Regions from separate parts of the Homo sapiens genome. Here all the other regions are linked to region 3. A link is a contact called in ENCODE Hi-C or POLR2A ChIA-PET data. All regions are on one chromosome and are shown on one strand. Each heading gives the region's core, a stretch centred on a gene start or an enhancer-like site at or near the end of the contact. The rest is flanking DNA. Distances are from core to core; before and after follow the strand shown. Region 1 overlaps LOC124902266 (a long non-coding RNA gene). Region 2 holds the start of ZBTB34 (zinc finger and BTB domain containing 34). Region 3 holds the start of GAPVD1 (GTPase activating protein and VPS9 domains 1). Region 4 holds the start of NRON (non-coding repressor of NFAT).

The links. Hi-C counts contacts between places; a loop is a spot of excess contacts on that map. ChIA-PET counts read pairs that join two places held with the same protein, here RNA polymerase II (POLR2A). Pooled maps may share reads with other maps.
Region 1: a map with no recorded cell type shows a loop between it and region 3 (5-fold over the local background). The contact joins the enhancer-like site here to the promoter of GAPVD1 in region 3. A Hi-C loop is called at or near these places in 1 of 37 single-sample maps with no recorded cell type and 2 of 50 pooled maps. POLR2A ChIA-PET finds 5 or more read pairs at or near these places in 1 of 52 experiments (OCI-LY7).
Region 2: a pooled map shows a loop between it and region 3 (4-fold over the local background). The contact joins the promoter of ZBTB34 here to the promoter of GAPVD1 in region 3. A Hi-C loop is called at or near these places in 1 of 50 pooled maps. POLR2A ChIA-PET finds 5 or more read pairs at or near these places in 3 of 52 experiments (A673, IMR-90 and activated T-cell).
Region 4: a pooled map shows a loop between it and region 3 (17-fold over the local background). The contact joins the promoter of NRON here to the promoter of GAPVD1 in region 3. A Hi-C loop is called at or near these places in 6 of 50 pooled maps.

What each region holds. Positions count from the first base shown.
Region 1 is chr9:123,333,451-123,337,949 of GRCh38, forward strand. LOC124902266 (a long non-coding RNA gene) reads right to left here. Exons shown (of 2, transcript XR_007061760.1): 2 at 3,951-4,499. Among named protein-coding and RNA genes, the nearest start is that of CRB2, 20 kb to the right of the region's middle. Within about 2 kb of position 1,926, at least 7 of the 41 ENCODE cell types and tissues checked have a DNase peak (open chromatin) inside an H3K27ac peak, as active enhancers do; they include OCI-LY7, where a contact is called at or near this core.
Region 2 is chr9:126,858,629-126,863,132 of GRCh38, forward strand. It overlaps ZBTB34 (zinc finger and BTB domain containing 34), which reads left to right and starts at 2,011. Exons shown (of 2, transcript NM_001099270.4): 1 at 2,011-2,111. RefSeq lists silencers at 1,630-2,029, 2,060-2,139, 2,150-2,199, 2,310-2,529 and an enhancer at 2,154-2,951.
Region 3 is chr9:125,260,185-125,264,569 of GRCh38, forward strand. GAPVD1 (GTPase activating protein and VPS9 domains 1) reads left to right here and starts at 1,642. Exons shown (of 28, transcript NM_001282680.3): 1 at 1,642-1,775. It also overlaps the pseudogene RPS10P17. RefSeq lists silencers at 1,539-1,720, 1,659-1,788.
Region 4 is chr9:126,408,494-126,412,805 of GRCh38, forward strand. It overlaps NRON (non-coding repressor of NFAT), which reads right to left and starts at 2,011. Exons shown (of 1, transcript NR_045006.1): 1 at 1-2,011. The region is part of intron 6 of MVB12B (multivesicular body subunit 12B); the gene reads left to right.

The sequences.
Region 1 (4,499 bases), core at 676-3,175, 1.9 Mb before region 3:
AGGCTGGAGTGCAATGGCACAATCTCGGCTCACTGCAACCTCCGCCTCCTGGCTTCAAGCAATTCTCCTGCCTCAGCCTCCTGTGTAGCTGGGATTACAGGCACGTACCACCACACCCAGCTAATTTTTGTGTTTTTAGTAGAGGCAGGGTTTCACCATGTTGGCCAGGCTGGTCTCAAACTCCTGACCTCAGGTGATCCACCTGCCTCAGCCTCCCAAAGTGCTGGGATTATAGGCATGAGCCACCACGCCTGGCCGTCAGTGATATAATTTTGAATCAGCTATGATTTTTAAACAAATCAATTATCAGGCCCCACACCAGACCATTTGAATCAGGATCTCGGGGGAACCTGACCTCCAAGTGGCTCTGGTGTTCCAAAGCTTCCCAGGGGCTTCTGATGTGCAGCTGGTTTGGGGAACCACTGTCCTGTGTCTTAGTCACTCTTGGTGACAATTGCTGATGGGAAAGCATCAGACCTGAGGGTGAAGAAGGATCCCCAAGTGTTAATAGGCACATGAACCTTGAAAAGGCCAAGACTGTATTGGGCAGGTGGTTATTTCTGAGGTCTGAAATGGACACACATCAGTATCAGCCTCTTCCTGACTGCAGCGGGGACCAAATCTGTCCCCTTGCCACAAAACTGACCTGAGAGCTGAGGGCACTGGACAACCACATGATTCTCCCCCAGCTCAAGAGCGTCTTTCCCTGTCGTATATTAATTTACTCACCGCGTGTTTTAGATCTGCCTCTTGGGGGCCAGATATTGCACTGGGTGTTGGGGAAGCAACAGCGAACAAGGCACGTAGCCACATCCCTCAAGGGGTATACAGACCCATGGTTGTAACTGGACGAAGATGACTATGTTCACCACAATTCCTGGGAAGAGAGGCTGCAGTGTAGACCCCTCTCCCGTTAATGAAATCTATAGCAGAGGATGTATTGTTCATGCCTGGCTTGTGACAGGCTCAAGAAGGAGTTGAGTTTCACATTGAGGTTGACATATTGCAGATAGAGATATGAGTAGAGGAGAGTGAGCTGTGGAAAAGGGATCTCAGGGGGGTTTGCAGAAATAGCAGGGGTGGCAGGTTCTGGCTGGGTCCAGAAGCTTTTAATCTATTACTTGAAAGCATGAGGAAACACCTGAAGGAGACGTGTGTGATATGATGGAATACAATGAGACTGTCAAACTAGCCTGGGGAGGTGGGGGAATCATCGTGACCATTCATTGAGCTGTGATTGTGTGCCAGGTTTTGTGCCACACATGCCATATGCATCATGTCTCAAGTCCTTGTAAACACTTTACAAGATAGACTATTATGCTCATCCTATGGGTCAAGGAAATAGAGGCTCAGAAAGGTAATATGACCTGCCTAAAGACACACAGCTGGTTTGTTGCACAGCCAGAAGTTTTGTTTGTTTGTTTTGTTTTTTGTTTTGAGACAGGGTCTCACTCTGTCACTCAGGCTGGAGTGCAGTGGTGTGATCTTGGCTCATGGCAAACTTCGTCTCCTGGGCTCAAGCGATCCTCCCTGCTACTCTGGGATTGTAGGCATTAATCCTTAACCTCCAGAGTAGCTGGGACTGTAGGAGTGTGCCACCATGCCCAACTAATTTTTAAATTTTTTATAGAGACTAGGTTTTGCCATGTTGTCCAGGCTAGTCTGGAACTCCTGGGCTTAAGTGATCTGATCTGACTGCCTCAGCCTCCCCAAATGCTGAGATTACAGGCGTGAACCACCGGGCCTGGCCAGAGCCAGGATTTGAACCCAAGTTTTTATGATTTGAAAACTCATGCTCAAAGCCCCTACACTGTAGAAGCTGCCTTGGTATCTATTTCTCCCTTATCAGAAGGCCCTCATGCCTACAGTTAGAGGAAGGGACAGAACTTGCATGCACACCAGGCCACCTAACGATGACACACAAGATGAGCATTGTCAACCCCATGTTATGGCTGAGGGACTCAGCCTCAGAGAAGTAAATGAACTTGCCCGAGGTCATAGATGAGAAATAGCAGAACTGGGATTGGAGCCCAGGGTCTTTGCCTGGCCCCACCTGCCCTCTGCCCTCACAGCCCTATTACTCCTTCCATGATGGGGGTGGCAGACATCCCAGGCTGGGTCTCCAGAGCAGGCCCAAGTCTGGGCCTCAGGGCAAGGTCATCAGGAGGCCAAAGAGGGAAATCTTTAAATGGTGTCAGGTTCATTGCCTTTGTGGCAGAAGGAAGAAAAAAGAAGAGGCACAGAAGCAAGGAAGATGGAGCTGATTCCTGCTTAACTCACACCCTCTCGTTTGGCTGAGTCAGCGATGCAGGGAGGCCTCCCTGGCCTCAGCACAGAATCGCAGGAATCTGCAGATCTGCTGGAATTTCTCTGCACTGGCTGGCACGGGAGGTGACGAGAGCAGAGGAAAACGACTGCTGTTTTTATTCTCTGGGGCTGGTTTCTTTCTCTCCCCACTCCCCCCCGGCTTCTTGCTCATGTCTTTGAAAGGCCACTTGTCTCTGACTTGCACAGCACTCAACAGTCTAGAAAGCCCCTACAAAGAGCTCTTCGGTCCCCAAAGTGATTTATGATTTTGAAGTGCTTTTTGGATTATGAAAGGCTAACCTACAATAGCCTCCTCACTGCGGCAACATTTACAAAGTGCTTTGCAAGTCACACGGCATTTTATAGTTTGCAACATTCTTTGCAGCCAAAAGGTGCTTACCTCTCCAGAGGGGACTTCAGAGTTTGCAAACCCTGGTCACACCTCTTCCTTTATTTAAACTGCAGTACAGCTCTGTGATAAAGGCTGATAATAATATCTATCACTCATATGGCGTTCACAGTGTCCTAGATATTCTTATGAGCGCTTTACATACGTTCACACATTAATGGTTCAACAACCCCGCAAGGTTGCCACTATTATGATACCCATTTACAAATAAGGATGTTGAGGCACAGCCAGGTAAACCTTGCCCAAGATCACAGGGCTGTTAAGTAGTGGAGCTTGGATTTGAGGCATTGATGTTTGATAGGATGACGACACATTTTGTATCCATTTTTCATATGAGAAAAACAGAGGTCTAGGGCAGTAGCCAGTTCTGTCATGCCCCCCATGTGACCTCAGACTGGTCTTGGCATGTCTCTCGGTCTCTTTTATCCTTCTCTGCAGAACTGAAAGGATAAGCCCCGCCCTGCTCTCTTCTCAACTCTGAACAAATGTGAGGTGTGGGGGTGATGATGCTGGAGGGAGGAGGCCAAGCCTCAGCACCCCCACCCTGGCCTTGCTGCCTGTGCCAAGGTACCAAGCCTTGCCTCAGCTTTCCCCTCTTGGGTGTGGCTCCACTCTGTACAGAAGGCCACCTGGAGGCCTTTCCTGAGATCTCCTATCTTACAGGTGGAGGGAGAGTAGGGTGATGGGGTGGCATGGAGGAGGGAACTTCACCGAGGGCCCAACTCCCATCTTCTGGGTAAAGTCCTCTAGTGAGAGCCCAGAAAAATCACAAGAGTCCAGCCCCCCAGCCATTGACCAGCTGGAGAAACTGAGGCCCCAAAAGTGGAGGTACTTACAGTCACTCAGAGAAGTGGGTGCAGAGGTGGGGCTGGAATTCATCTCCATGCCCTTCCCATGGCCTGTGCTGGGAGTGTGGCTTCAGATCTGAGAAGGCCTTAGATCATTTGTTCATTCCTTCATTCATTTGTTCATTCATTCTTTCATTCAGCTAGTCAGTCAACAAACATTTCTTGAGTGTCCACTCTGTGTCAGATGCTAGATTTAATAATTGTGGGTATGGCTTGGTCCCTGCCCTCATGGAGTTTATAGTCTAGCACTGTGCTGCCCAGTGCAGTAGCCTCTGGCCACATGTGGCTGTTGAGCAGTTGAAATGCAGCTGTTCCAAACTGAGATGTGTTACAAGTGTGAAATACACACTGGATTTTGAAGACTTAGTATGGAAGAAAGTAAGATATCTCAATGATTATTTATTTATTATTATTTTTTTTTTTAGACAGAGTCTTGCTCTGTTGCCCAGGCTAGAGTGCAGCAGCGCAATCTTGGCTCACTGTAGACTCTGCCTCCTAAGATCAAGCAATTCTCCTGTCTTAGCCTTTTGAGTAGCTGGGACTACAGGCACACGCCACCAATCCTGGCTAATTTTTGCATTTTTAGTAGAGACAGGGTTTCACCACGTTGGTCAGGCTGGTCTTGAACTCCTGACCCTAGGTGATCCGCCTGCCTCGGCCTCTCAAAATGCTGGGATTACAGGCGTGAGCCATGGCACCCAGCCATTAATAATTTTTTTTATCTTGATTACATGTAGGAATGATATTTGGAGTATAGTGGGTTAAACAAAATATTAGATTAACTTCTTCTGCATCTTTTTACTTTCTTAAACAGTAGTTACAGGGGACGGTGGTTCATGTCTGTAATCCCAGCACTTTGGAAGGCTGAGGCAGGAGGATTGCTTGAGTCCAGGATTTTGAGACCAGCCTGAGCTATATAGGAAGACTCCACCTCT
Region 2 (4,504 bases), core at 761-3,260, 1.6 Mb after region 3:
ATATGCACCTCAACTGTGGAGGAGTGACAGTTTTTTAACTAAAATTAGTAGAGACCATGACAATCAGCTAAACAACAAGAACGAAAAAAGCAAGGGGCTGGAAAAATATATAAATGATGAGTTTGGTGACCCAGTTAGGTGGGAGAGTAAATATAAACTATGAGGGAAATACCCAGCATCCAATGGACAGACAGAGGGCCAACAACTTTGAGACACTTGGCAGAGGAGGGTCAAAAACTCAGGAACTATTTTAGTCTTTATAGTACTTAATGATATGCAAATATTGTGTCACAGCCAAGAAGACCCTAACTCTTATCAACGAATTTAGCAAAAATCAGTTAAAATGATGAGGCCCAAGGCTGATCTGTAGGAAAACCTCTGGGCATAAGAATCAGCTCAGCAGTCCGGAGGAAACCTGACAAGATGATGTATTCCTGTGCCCTGGGTGCACACGTATCTCACCCTTGGGGACAGATCTCAAGAAAACAACTCAAGTGCAATAGCAATTCAAGAGCGAGACTACCTGTCTGCCCAGGTGCCTGCAGTTATAGGCAGGTTGCCTAAAATCCTATGCTTGGATGTTCTGTTGCTATAAGAAGTCAGAGAGACAAGGGAGTTCATCCCAAGTCTGCCATTTACTAGCTGTGTGACTTTGGATAAGTCACTCAACCTCTCTGAGCCTCAGTTCCCTCTTGGATTAAAATGGGAATAGATCGCCACCTCCTTAGGTTGTGTTAAATGAGGTCATGGCTGTCAAGTGTCTACACAGTGCCCTGCATGGAGTGTTTGACAAAGGGTAGCTGTTGCTATTGGAGGATGACCACTGGACAGATCCTGGAGAGACAGTTCCTGCTTGCAAAGGATGAAGTAACATCAGGAAGTCTCAGCAGCTTTCTATCCTGAAGAGGAGCTGGTATCTTTGCCTCCTAGTTTATTTTTATTACAAAGCCAGAAAAAGGAAAATAAACCTCTGCCACAACTACTGACTCCACCAAAATGCAAAGGGAAGCTCTTCAAAGAGTGTTACATTGGTCTAATGCTGGGAGGAAAACGCTGGGTGAGGCTCCCACTCCCACCCAACGGTTTGAAGACTGGGGTGTCCCCAAGGGTCTGGAAATGCACATTTTTTGAGGCATGCTCTGTGACATGGGTTTTATAACAGTGAGTTGGGAATTTTCACCTCCGTTTTGTTTTTGAGACAGGGTCTTGCTCTTTCACCACTGCTGAAGTACAGTGACACGATCATGGCTCATCGCAGCCTCGACCTCCCGGACTCAAGCGACCCTCCCACCTCAGCCTCCCCAATAGCTGGAACTACAGGCATGTGCCACCAAGCCTGGCTAAGTTTTAAAAATTTAAATGGGGCCTCCCTATGTTGCCCAGGCTGGTCTCAAACTCCTAGGATCAAGTGATCCTCCCGCCTCGCCCTCCCAAAGTGCTGGGATTACAGGCGGGAGCCACCTCCGTTTTGAGAGAGAGAAAACCTGCCCAAGGTGGTAAGTCAAGAGACCCCCTATGACAGGTCCCCAGAGCCCTGCTGCTAACCACTGCACCTTGCTGCCTTCAGCTGCCCTGCCAGGAGCAGCTCGGGTGCGTGGCATGCGCCTGAAGAGATGCAGGAGGGAGGGTCTTGGAAGGGAGGGCTGGGCTGGGGGCAGGCCCCCCAGTGCTGGGGGGGTCGAGGGTCCTGGGCTCTCTCCCACCCGTTCGATTCCGGGAGCCCCTGAAACGCGCCCCACTGCACCGCCCTTCTCCCGCCAGCAGGGGGCGCCGAGGAGAGCGCGGGCTGAAGGCAGAGCCGACGCCGCTTCCCGGAGTCGGGACTCCGGGGTCCAGACCAAGGCTGCCGCTAGCCCGCGGCGAGGCTCTGGGACGACAACCGGGCGGGACTCAGGACCCCGGGCCCTGGCTAGAGGTCCGCCGCGCAACGCCACCACCCGGGTTGGCGCCTGCCCGGAAGCGCGGGCGTCCAGGGGGCGGGGCCGGGAAGCGCTTCCGGGGGCGGGGGGCGCGGGCTGGGGCGGCAGCCGGAGCGGCGGGGACTGGCCTGGCGCCGGCGGCGGCGGAGGGGGCGCCGCGGGCGGGCGATGTGAGCGCGGCGCTCTGGACAGGTGAGGCACGCTGGCCGGGGGCGGCGAGCAGCGGGCTAGGCGCGGGCGGGGCAGGCGGGGCAGGCGGGGCGGGGGGCAGTCCCCGGGCCGCTGTCCGGCTCCCTCTGGGCGCGGCGGGGCGGGAGCCTCCGCGCCTGGTCAGTCCCGCGGGCAGGCGGCCGGCGCGGGCGGGAGCCGAGGCCGGGCGGGGTCCGGAGGCCCCGGGCACCTGCTGGGGTCAGGCGCGCGTCCCCGAGGGGCCAGCTGTGCTCGGTCCTGGAGTCCCGGCGCCGCTGGCCCGGCTGAGGGTCGCGCTCGGGCAGCTGCCCTGGGCTCCCAGCCTCCGCCCGGGGCGTCTCGGGATCCCCAGCTTCCGGGCCCCTAGCCCTGGGGGCGCTCCCTTTTGTACGGGGAGGGAGGGCAGATGGTTGAGTTCCCTGGAGAGCCGGCCGGGCCAGGGGTCGGCCCTTCGGGTGGCTGCCACGGAGCCGCTGCCTCACGCCACCGCCTTCCTCCAGGTAAACAGGCGGCGGCGACGGGTTGCGCTTGGCCCCAGACGTCTCCGTGGCCACTCGCGCTCAGTTGGTCCTGCCATTGCGGAGGGCTGGGCTGGGGCTGACCGGGGTTGTAAACAGTGCCCTTCTAGGCCAAGTGGCTGTGCTTTCAGGGCGGCACTCGTCTGGGAGTCTCTGTCTTGAGGCCTTCCGCAAGCCCCTTCCATGCTAGGACTCAGTTTCCCCATGTGATCATTGAGGGTTTCATTTAACTCTCTAAGAACCCTTCTGGCTCTGCCATTCCGTGTATGTCTCAAATTGGAAGGGCTGTCCCTGATTCAAGATACTGGGCAGTTTCGCTGAAGACTTTGTCAGTGTGGACTTTTTAAGCCACTTACTGCATTTTGTTTCAGACAGGCTTTAAAATGATTTCAAGAAGCGTTTTCTAAACCTCACCTTAATCCTCATTCATCCCTTGCTTTTGTCCCTAGTAGTAGTTAATCACATTCCGCCGAGTTTTTGCATGCAGAATTTTTTGTTGTTTATATTTGCCCATTTTCTCTTTGTTCCCTAGTCCAGGCCCTCTTTGCTTCACATCTGGATTATTGCAACAGCTTCTAAGCTGGTCGCTGACTCCAGAGGTTCCCCCCTCCCCCATCCTTCCTTTATGCTAAAGCCAAACTTACTATAGGAAGTCAAAAAATAGTTGAGTGCTTGCTTGCTTATTAAATGGCAAGATGCTGTTCCATGTGGTGGGAAAGTAGTAGAAGGCACACTTACAGTCTCCAGGCAGCTTTACACAGGGTGCTGAGACATTACTTATGAAAAGGTAATTTTGATGAGACAAGGCTGTGTGCTGTAGAATTAAGAAGGAGAGATGGAGGTCACTGTAGGCCGAGTGGTTAGGGAGGGTTTAGTGAGGGGCGGGATTTGAGCCGGGTGTTAAAGGATGAGTAGCATTCAGATAGGAAAAGAGGAATCAGGCCCAGTGATCCTATGGAGTTAGTGAATAGACCAGTCTCCTGGCAGAGAAGGGTTCATATAGGAGGGAAGTAGGAGGAGAGGTGGGCCGCGGCTAGTTCCTCAACTCAAACACTAGGTCAAAGTTGAAACTACTGAAGGCATTGGTGAAGAAGCTAGAGGCCAGGAGATCAGTTAAGAGGCCACGGCAGTTATACCACTGTTCAAAGCTGAGTAGTGGCCTCTTGCCTGCCACGGTATGTCCAGCCACCGCCCACCCTGTCTTTTCAAGACTCTCCGTGGTTTGGCCCCACCCCACCTACCTGAACCTTATTCTCTGCTTCTCCAAGTCTGTCCCCTGCAGAACTGAGTTAGTTACGGCTTCTTGGGTTTTGCTTCTGTTGTTCCCCCTTCTGAAGCACTGGCCTCCTTTTTCTTTTCTGTGCAAATTCTCCATTTCACTTCCTTCAAGCCCCTGCTGCAGATATACTTCCTCCAGAGGGTGTTCCCTGACTTCCCTGCCCCCATGGCTTTGTGGCACTCGGATTCAGCACTTGTTCCTTGGCTGTTGAACTTGTTCTTGTCCCAACTGGAGTGGGAGTTTTTTTAAGGGCATTGTGTCTTAATACTCCTCTCGGAGACCTTATAGTATCTAATACTGGGGCTGGACTTCTATAATAGGTACTCAAATACTTCCTGATTTTTGTTGGTAAACAACTTTTTGTTTTGTTTTGTAATTTGCCTTTTTTTTTTTTTAAGGAGAATCTGTTTTTATCAGCTTTCTGTGTCATAGATAAGTGATATGTAATGCTACCATTCAAGGTGGATGTTTTCAGCTTGCTCTCTTAGGGTGCAGAAAGCACAAAACGAATCTTTGAAACTTTGAAACGTTTCCCTCTGATCATGGGAAAAGGTAAAAGTCATGTGATTCTTCATTCGGAGGCTGTGGGGAAAGAACAG
Region 3 (4,385 bases), core at 392-2,891:
GCTGTTTTGTTTTGAGACAGGTTTCACTCTGCTGCCCAGGATGGAGTTCAGTGGCATGATCACAGCTCACTGCAGCCTTGACCTTTTTGGGCTTGGTGATCCTCCCACTTCAGCCTCCCTAGTAGCTGGGACTACAGGTGCAAGCCACCATGCCTCGCTGATTTTTGTATTTTTTGTAGAGTTGGGGTTTCACTATGTTGCTCAGGCTGGTCTTGAACTTCTGGGCTCAAGCAATCCTCCTGCCTTGGCCTCGCAAAGTGCTAGGATTATAGGCATATGCCACCATGCCCCTAAAGGTGACATCAAGAGAGGTGAGTAGATAGAAAGCAGTTTGGGAGTTGATTGACATTTGAAATAGCTGGGGAAATGATTATTACTTTTTTCCTTTTTTTGCCTGGAGACTCCCAGTATTGGAGGATATAATCATTGTTCTCAATTTTTTGAAGATCTGTCAAGTGGAAGACATTCTGTATTGCTCCAGGCAGCCTAACTACCAGCAATGGAAGGAAATAAAGGGAAACAGATTTCAGCTCAGCAGGAGGCAGAACTTTCTAACATTTAGAGCTGTCCAACAGTGGAGCAGGCTGCATTACTTGAGGGAGTGAGCTCCCTGAAATTTGAACTGTTGAACAGGAAGATGACCATCTGGCTGAATGTACAGGAGGGAATTCCTGCCTGGGCAACAGTTGCACTAGTGACCTTTAAGCAGGTATCTTCCAATTTTAAGGTTTCTAGACTGTTCAACTCAGCTAACTTGACCTCTGAATATATGAGTTATGGTGTTACAAAAATTATTAGACAGTTCATTTATTGACTTACCTAAAATAACTGCATGGTGAAGTTTATGATAAGCAAGATTTTAGAAACTGAGAAGTGGGAAGGCAGGTTTTACACTGAAAATCCAGATACCATCCAAACCAATTAATGGCACTTAGAACAAAAGGGAAGGGAGGGGCCGGCAGCGGTGGCTCACGCCTGTAATCCCAGCACTTTGGGAGGCCGAGGCGGGCGGATCACGAGGTCAGGAGATCGAGACCATCCTGGCTAACACGGTGAAACCTCGTCTCTACTAAAAATCAAAAAATTAGCCGGGCGTGGTGGCGGGCGCTTGTAGTTCCAGCTACTTGGGAGGCTGAGGCGGGAGAATGGCGTGAACCCGGGAGGCGGAGCTTGCAGTGAGCCGAGATTGAGCCACTGCACTCCAGCCTGGGCGACAGAGCCAGACTCCGTCTCGAAAAAAAAAAAAAAAGGGAAGGGAGGTTTGTAAGTAGTGTGTGCGTACGTGTGAGAGAGAAACAGAGAAGAGAGAGAGTCATTCATGCGAATAATGTGTCCTGGGCAACTGAGCGTTGTCACAGAAAGCATAAAACGCTCTACATTTTTGCTTTACACATACTTGCTCAGTCGGATTCTTCACGTCCAGCATTACTGCAGGCGGAAACCAGGGCCCAGGCCTGGTGAACAGCCTTCCGGAAGACGATTCCGGACCCGGACACCCACGACAGCCTCAGGGGGCAGCTGACCTAGGGCTGCCTAAGGCGGAAGTGGGAGCCCCTAGCCGCCCGGGCGGAACTACAGCTCCCAGAGGCCCCCGCGGCGCTGCGCACGCGCGCTGGCGTGGCGGCAGCGCCGCTGCAGGACGCAGGGAAGCCAACAGGCGAGTGGCGAAGGTGGCGGCAGCGGCGGCGGGGGCAGTCACCGGCTAGGGCGACGGCTCCGAGGCCGAGTGGCGGTCCGACAGAGTCCTCCGTGTCCTCCCCCGCATGACCCCCTTGGTGAGTACGCGTCCCGATTTAGTCCGCGGGCTGTGAGCGGCTCCCTGCCTCGCGGCCGGGTTGCTCCGGCCTAGGGCCGCAGCCTGTCTCTGACTGCCCGGCCGTCAGGTCCAACTGACCCCGGGGTCCTGGGCTCTTCCCGTCAGTGTCGGGCGAGGTGGGGGTCGGGGGACACTGGGTTAGACCCAGGGGAGAGATGTGGCGGCGCGCAGGAGCCAGGGCGGCCTGGGGCTGAGGAGAGGGAGAGACGCGTGGGGGATGGGATGGGAAGGGACAGGAGGACCGCGGGGCGGCCTCGGGTGGGGGCCAGAGACGAGAGGCCCGGCAGGTAGGGAACTGAGTATAGGAGGCGAGAACGAAATGGAATGTCTTCTGAGTGTCGCTGATAAAGATATCGTGCTGCAGGGAAGCTTGACAAGCTGGACACACGGGTCTGGGGGCAGCCCACCTAACACAGACACTCACTGTACTTGGCATCTTTCCACTTGCTGTCGGAGGTCTGAAAGTGAGGGAGCTGTTGGTTGTTTCCATCCCTTTTCTTTTAACTTCACCTTTTATTGACTGGCAAAATTGTAGTGAGTGCTGGCTAGGCAAACCACAGAAGTACACCCAGGGTTCTGTGTATAAATGTGCATAAAAACAGGGAGACATAGTGATAGGTTCAGATGAGAACTAGGTCAAAGGAGGAATCAGTGTTTTTATTTTTAAATTTATGACGAAAATCAGTTCTGAGCAGGACTTTGAACTAGAGAGGGGTTTTAAACTGGAGTTCATTGATGGATAGAATTAGAAGGGTCCTTTCACTAGAAGGAGGATAAAATGACATCATTATTTTTATTGACTGCTAACTGAAACTTATTATTTCCTTCAGTTACGAATGTGGACAACAAGCCAGAGTAGCATTAGCAGCGCCTATGACTTTGTGATCAATAAAAATTACGGATATTTTTGCATCATGTTTACAGTTGCAGATAGCTCAGAATATCATTTATGGTTAACACTTCTTTGAATTTCTGGTGTTACTAGACCCGCCGTTAGACATTGTTATTTAATGTGATAATAAGGCTGTACATATATTATGACCATATTAGTTTGTTGTTTTGCTAATATTTCCATATAATTGGTTTCCCTTGTAATCACATGTATTTAATTATGCACTTAAAAGAAATCTGAGAAAGGGACCATAGGCTTCACCAAACTGCCAATGAGGTCCGTGCACAAAAAGATTAAGAACTCCTGAAATAATTTGGGAGGCCGAGGCGGGCGGATCATTGAGGTCAAGAGATCGAGACCATCCTGGCCAACATGGTGAAACCCCATCTCTACTAAAAATACAAAAATTAGTTGGGTGTGGTGGCCCATGCCTGTAATCCCAGCTACTTGGGAGGCTGAGGCAAGAGAATCACTTGAGCCCGGGAGGTGGATATTGCAGTGAGCCAAGATCACGCCACTGCACTCCAGCCTGGCAACAGAGCGAGACTCCGTCTCAAAAAACAAAACAAAACAAAAAAACTCCTGAAATAGAAATAAGGTTTTTTGGATTTATAAGTCTACTTAGAAGAACTGTTGTTTTTTTTTTTTTGGTTGTAAGTTTATTCAATGCAAAAGAATCCTCTCCAATTTTACTGAGGTGGCTGACCACGTCCACGACCAAATCCGTCTCAACTGGAATTTGGCTGCTGACCCAGCCCCAGCCTCAGCTTTCTTGTCGGCACTAAGTGGCACAGCACTCCATCTGTAGGTATGTCTGTCAGCACTCCATCTGTAGGTATGTCTGTCAGCTTCCCCTCTTGTGAGTCTCGCAGGTCACTCACCCTCCAGACCTTTAGGCTGAGGCCTGCCGGTCTCTGGACAGCTATGGCGTAGGGTAGCAGGTACAGTCTCCGGGGGGCAGATGAAGGTAATCCCGGAGATACTGGATACCCTCATTGGTAAGGTACCAGTAGAAATGTCTCCAGGCAAACTGTTCCTTCATGTAGCCTTGAGACTTGAGAGACTGCATGGCCTTCATGACATGAAGGTTGGGCACGTTCTTGTCTGCCAGCTCTGGGTGCTTAGGCATGTGGACATCCTTCTTGGCCACCATGACTCCCTCCTTAAAAAGGAGTTCATAAATGGCAATCTGGTTCTTTAGAAGAACATTTGAATCATTGAAGGCAGACAGGATGACAGTGTAGACGAAAGAGAATTTCATAATCAGGGAGATAAAAAATTTGGATGGGATCAGGGTAGTCTTTTGTTTTGTTTTGTTTTGAGACGGAGTCTGGCTCTGTTGCCTAGGCTGGAGTGCAGTGGCATGATCTCCGCTCACTGCGACCTCAGCTTCCTGGGTTCAAGCGATTCTTGTGCCTCAGCTTCCTGAGTAGCTGGGACTACAGACACCAGCCACCACGCCTGGATAATTTTTATATTTTTAGTAGAGGCAAGGTTTCACCATGTTGGTCAGGCTGGTCTCAAAGTCCTGACCTCAGGTGATCTGCCTGCCTCGGACTCCCAAAGTGCTGGGATTACTGATGTGAGCCACCGCGTCCTGCCCAGAGTAGTCATTTTGAAAGAATAGACCATAGATATTTCATTCAGGGTAATGGGGAATGAACAAAATAATCGGAA
Region 4 (4,312 bases), core at 761-3,260, 1.1 Mb after region 3:
GCCTGGCGATCCACTTCCTGCTGAAAGTGGCCACTGCAAATGGAGCCTTTTCCACAAGAGGGTAAGTGAACCCGTCACAGGCTTTTAAGGAGAGATGGCTAACCTGAAACTATCAGGATGTCCCTCCTTTTCGGCTTCTCGGTGGAGGCTGGAAGCAGAAAGGTCTCTGGACCTACCGTGGTCCAGTCCCATGTGTGCACTCAGCCCTTGGCCGTGTCCTGAGTCCTTCGGGGAGATTATGTGGCAAAATGTGTTGTTTTTGGTCACGTAGAATCACATAGTATCTATGAAATGTTAGTAAAAGTCTTTTCAGATAGCAAAGGCGTACATTAAGGAACGTAATCACCAAGCTGATGTATAGTTCTAAATGCTATCATTGAGCCTTGGCCATCTTGAAAGAAGAAAGAGTTCACATTTTTTTGTCCTGTTGCAAACATTCCCCTCCCCAAGGACACCTGTCCCGCAGCGCCCACCTTCTCGAGTCCTACTCTGCGGGGTTTGGATGGCCACCTTGTCACCTTGCCTCAAATCGGCCTTGTGGGACTGTTCCTTGAGCTTTGCTGCCCCCACCTCCACCATTCTGCTGAGCCCCTGGCCACAACGGCATCGTGACTTCCATTGTGGGGGGGGGCTCAGTAATGCATTTTGAACCCAAGAGTTAAATTTTAGAATGCTGATTGAAGAGGCCTGGGTTTTGGTTTTCCTTTGATTTAGCCACACGGTGCAGATGATCCAAAATACAGCCTTGAAAACATTTTTGTGGGCCTTTGCGTGTTCTCTTTGTCATCACTTTTGGTGAGTAACTCTGTGTGTGTGTGTGTGTGTGTGTGTGTGTGTGTGTGTGTGTGTGTGTCCCTTGGGCCTTCTTTACACCACTCACAGGCGGTGTTACTTTGAGTGAGTTTTATCACTCTCTGAGCCTGTTTCTTCCTCTGTGAAATGGGGATAGAAATGCCTCCTTTGCAGGATTTGTCATGAGAATTAAATTGGGGGGGGACACAGAAAGCACCACCCTGGTGCCCAGTGAGCACCCATGCATGCTGGCTTTCTGTCTGTGTCCAGGGTTCAATGCAGAACTTAGCCTAAGCATGAGCAGGGCATCCCCTTAGACCTTTCCTTTGCCACCACGTGGCTCCCGCCTGCTGCAGTTGCAACTCCAGTCACCAGCACCCCTCCAGCACCCCACAGCATCAGAGACTGGGCACAGGCAACCTCCCCTGCGGAGCTGGGACTAGAATGGCTGTGTTCACAGGTGAGCAGCTGGGAAGGGGTTAAGATAGTAATTGTGTAAGTCTTCCAGGCTTTCTCCCAGTTCTGCGATAATTTGATGAAGAACTTCACCCTAATTAAATATTCAAATTAGGAATAAGTGTCAATATGGCTTCCCATTGCCTGGAATGATGATTAATTGTATTCAAAACTCTAGTGGCCCACTGTAATCTAAACCTAACCGTTGTTCTTGATTATTTCTGCACCACACTTGCCATGTTTTTGTTTTAAGATTTAAACTAGTAATTGATTTGCCATATGCCGTCAAGCTGCACGTACTTTATGCATTTAGGAACTTGGGGAGTTTGGAATTGTGATTTCCTTCATCTTCCAGTGGCAGCTTTTTTTTCCCCTTGTCCAATGCACAGTGATTTGGTTTTGTGTGTGTGTGTGTGTGTGTGTGTGTGTGTGCACGCATGCACGCGCATGCATGCATGTGTGTATGTGTTGCCCATGAGGAAAACCCATTCTACAGTCAGCCTGGTAGGTTGGAGTTGCATTGGTCGTGGCAAATGGGCTTCCTGAATGGAAAATGAACAGGTCTGTGTTTGCACTTACTTTGTGCCCTGTGTCATCTCAGTAAAGCAACATGGCATGGTGGAAAGAGCATGAACGCACATCCTAGCCCAGCCATTTTCTTCAGCTGTGTGACTTTGGGTGAGTTACTTAACCTCTCTGAACCACTTTTCCCCCACATATAGGGTACTACTTCCCTTGCTGGGTTGTTTACATTAGAGATGTGTATGAACATGAGGAATGGTGCAAGTGCCCAGTGAGTAGTAACTGCCATAGTCCTAAATAATTACAGGAGTGAAAATTCCAGGAACAAAGCCTTCACGCGGGCCTCCCTGGAAAGCCCCTCCCAGCCATGCAAGTCAAATCCCATTTCCTACCTCTCTGACTCCCGGAGCCTCCGTTGCCCATCCTTGGCTTTGTGACATCTCTTGGGCCACTGTCTAGACTCTTGAATTACTATTTCATTGCTCGGGCCTCTTCTCCCCAGCCACAGTCTTTTCTTTTTGCAGGTGGGACCATGGCTCCCATGTCCCTGGATACCTCCCAGGGCCTAACAGAGTGCCTGGCCTGTAGTAGACTCTCAACAGATGTTTGTTATTTTGGTTATTTCTTTTTTTTTTTTTTTTTGAGATGGAGTCTTACTCTGTCACCCAGGCTGGAGTGCAATGGCGTGATCTCTGCTTACTGCAGCCTCCACCTCCCAGGTTCAAGCAATTCTCCTGCCTCAGCCTCCTGAGTAGCTGGGATTACAGGCACACGCCACCACGCCCGGCTAATTTTTATATTTTTTAGTAGAAACGGGGTTTCACCATGTTGTTCAGGCTGGTCTTGAACTCCTGACCTCGTGATCCACCCGCCTTGGCCTCCCAAAGTGCTGTGATTACAGGCATGAGCCACCACACCCAGTTATTTCTTTTTCATGCCACTGTTTTAAAATTGAAGCATATAACCATATTGTCCTTTATGGCCTATCTTTTGATATTCAGAGCTTTTACTTTGTGATATAGGAGATTTATGTTCGTGTTTCAGTTGACTTATGGATAAATTCCTAAAGGGGAAGATACACGTTTCATTTGGTTTCTTAAACTGTCTCGGTGCCAGGCAGTGCCTAGCACACAGTAGGAGCACAATAAAAAAAGTGCGCTGAGTCAGTCGCCACATCCTAATTATAGCGGCCTTGTGTGCCTGTTGATACTGGTCCAGCTCCCCTGGCATGGGCCTGTGTTCACTGGGTAATACTTGGAATTAAGTTTTAGGTCTGGGCATAGAAGGTTTATAAGATAGTGAATATAACTGTAGAGGAAATAGGTCTCTTTTAAGTTTTACAAAACCTTACTTGTCTTGGCTTGTGTCAATTACAAAACGAAACAAAAAAGAGACTCATCAGACCGTGACAAATGATAGTAAACTTTGCGCATGGTGGTTTCTCCCTGAGGTTGGCTCCAAAATCAATATGAAAAGAAAACCACAACTGAAAATATTTTAGAGCCTAGAGTGATTAAAATAACTGACTTTCTGTTTTAGCGGAAACAAGTTACAAGAAAGAATTACAATATCTCCTCACATCTCTGGGTCTTCACAGATCTCAATCGTAATTCAGAGCCTCACTTGGGAAACACAGGGGACTTGGAGCAGGAATCCTGGCTGTGAAGTCATTGAGGAGGATTCGAGTGTTAGTCAGGCCCTTCCAGCTGAAAATGATTCATTTTAATTACCTTCCAGGGTGATCCGATACCTGAGCATATGGTCTTTAAGAAATAAGGTTCCCCAAACTGTCAGCAAGTGTGGGCAATGGTCAGGGACCTCTTTCTGACACCATTGACCAGCCTTGGAGAGCGGGCGCTCTAGAAGGTGCTTATTAAAATGCCAGCAGGTGCAGCAAAGGTCCCCTTCTCTGTGACTCCCGCACCCTGCTTGTGCCAGGTGTTTTATAAGAGCCTTTTTCTTCATTAAATGGCATTCATTAAGCACGTCCTTACACCTGGCACAGAAGCTGTGCGTCACAGATGACTTCTTCCCAGTGGTGTTTGCAGGAATAATGTGGAATTTCATTTAGCCATTTGCTGTGTTCTTCTTCCCCTTCCTATCTTAACTTGATTTTTGTTGCTTTTCATATTTCTTCTGCTGCCCCCACAATCCATTCCTCTCCTTTGTACATGACCTCTGGTCTTTGTCCACCAGCAGACACATTATATAGAAAACAAGGTGTCCCTTCAGCACCAAGCACCACCACGCTGGATGCTTTCATACGTGTGTCTCTTCTACTCTCCCAACCACATTGAGAAGTGTTCCCCTAGTTTTTGCCATCTTTTTTTCTGATTAAAAGAAATAATTTCTCATCCAAAAAAATTAACACTTAAAACATATGGAAGAGCAGTGGGGAGAATCCACACTCCCATCTTAGAGGCTTCTGTCGTCAATACCGTGAGCCTCTCCTGCCCCTCAGTCACCTCTAAGTTACTCCCTCCAGCCCTTTGCTGTACTGTAGCTTAGCCGTGTGTGCCCATGGAAAAAAGATTGTCTTATG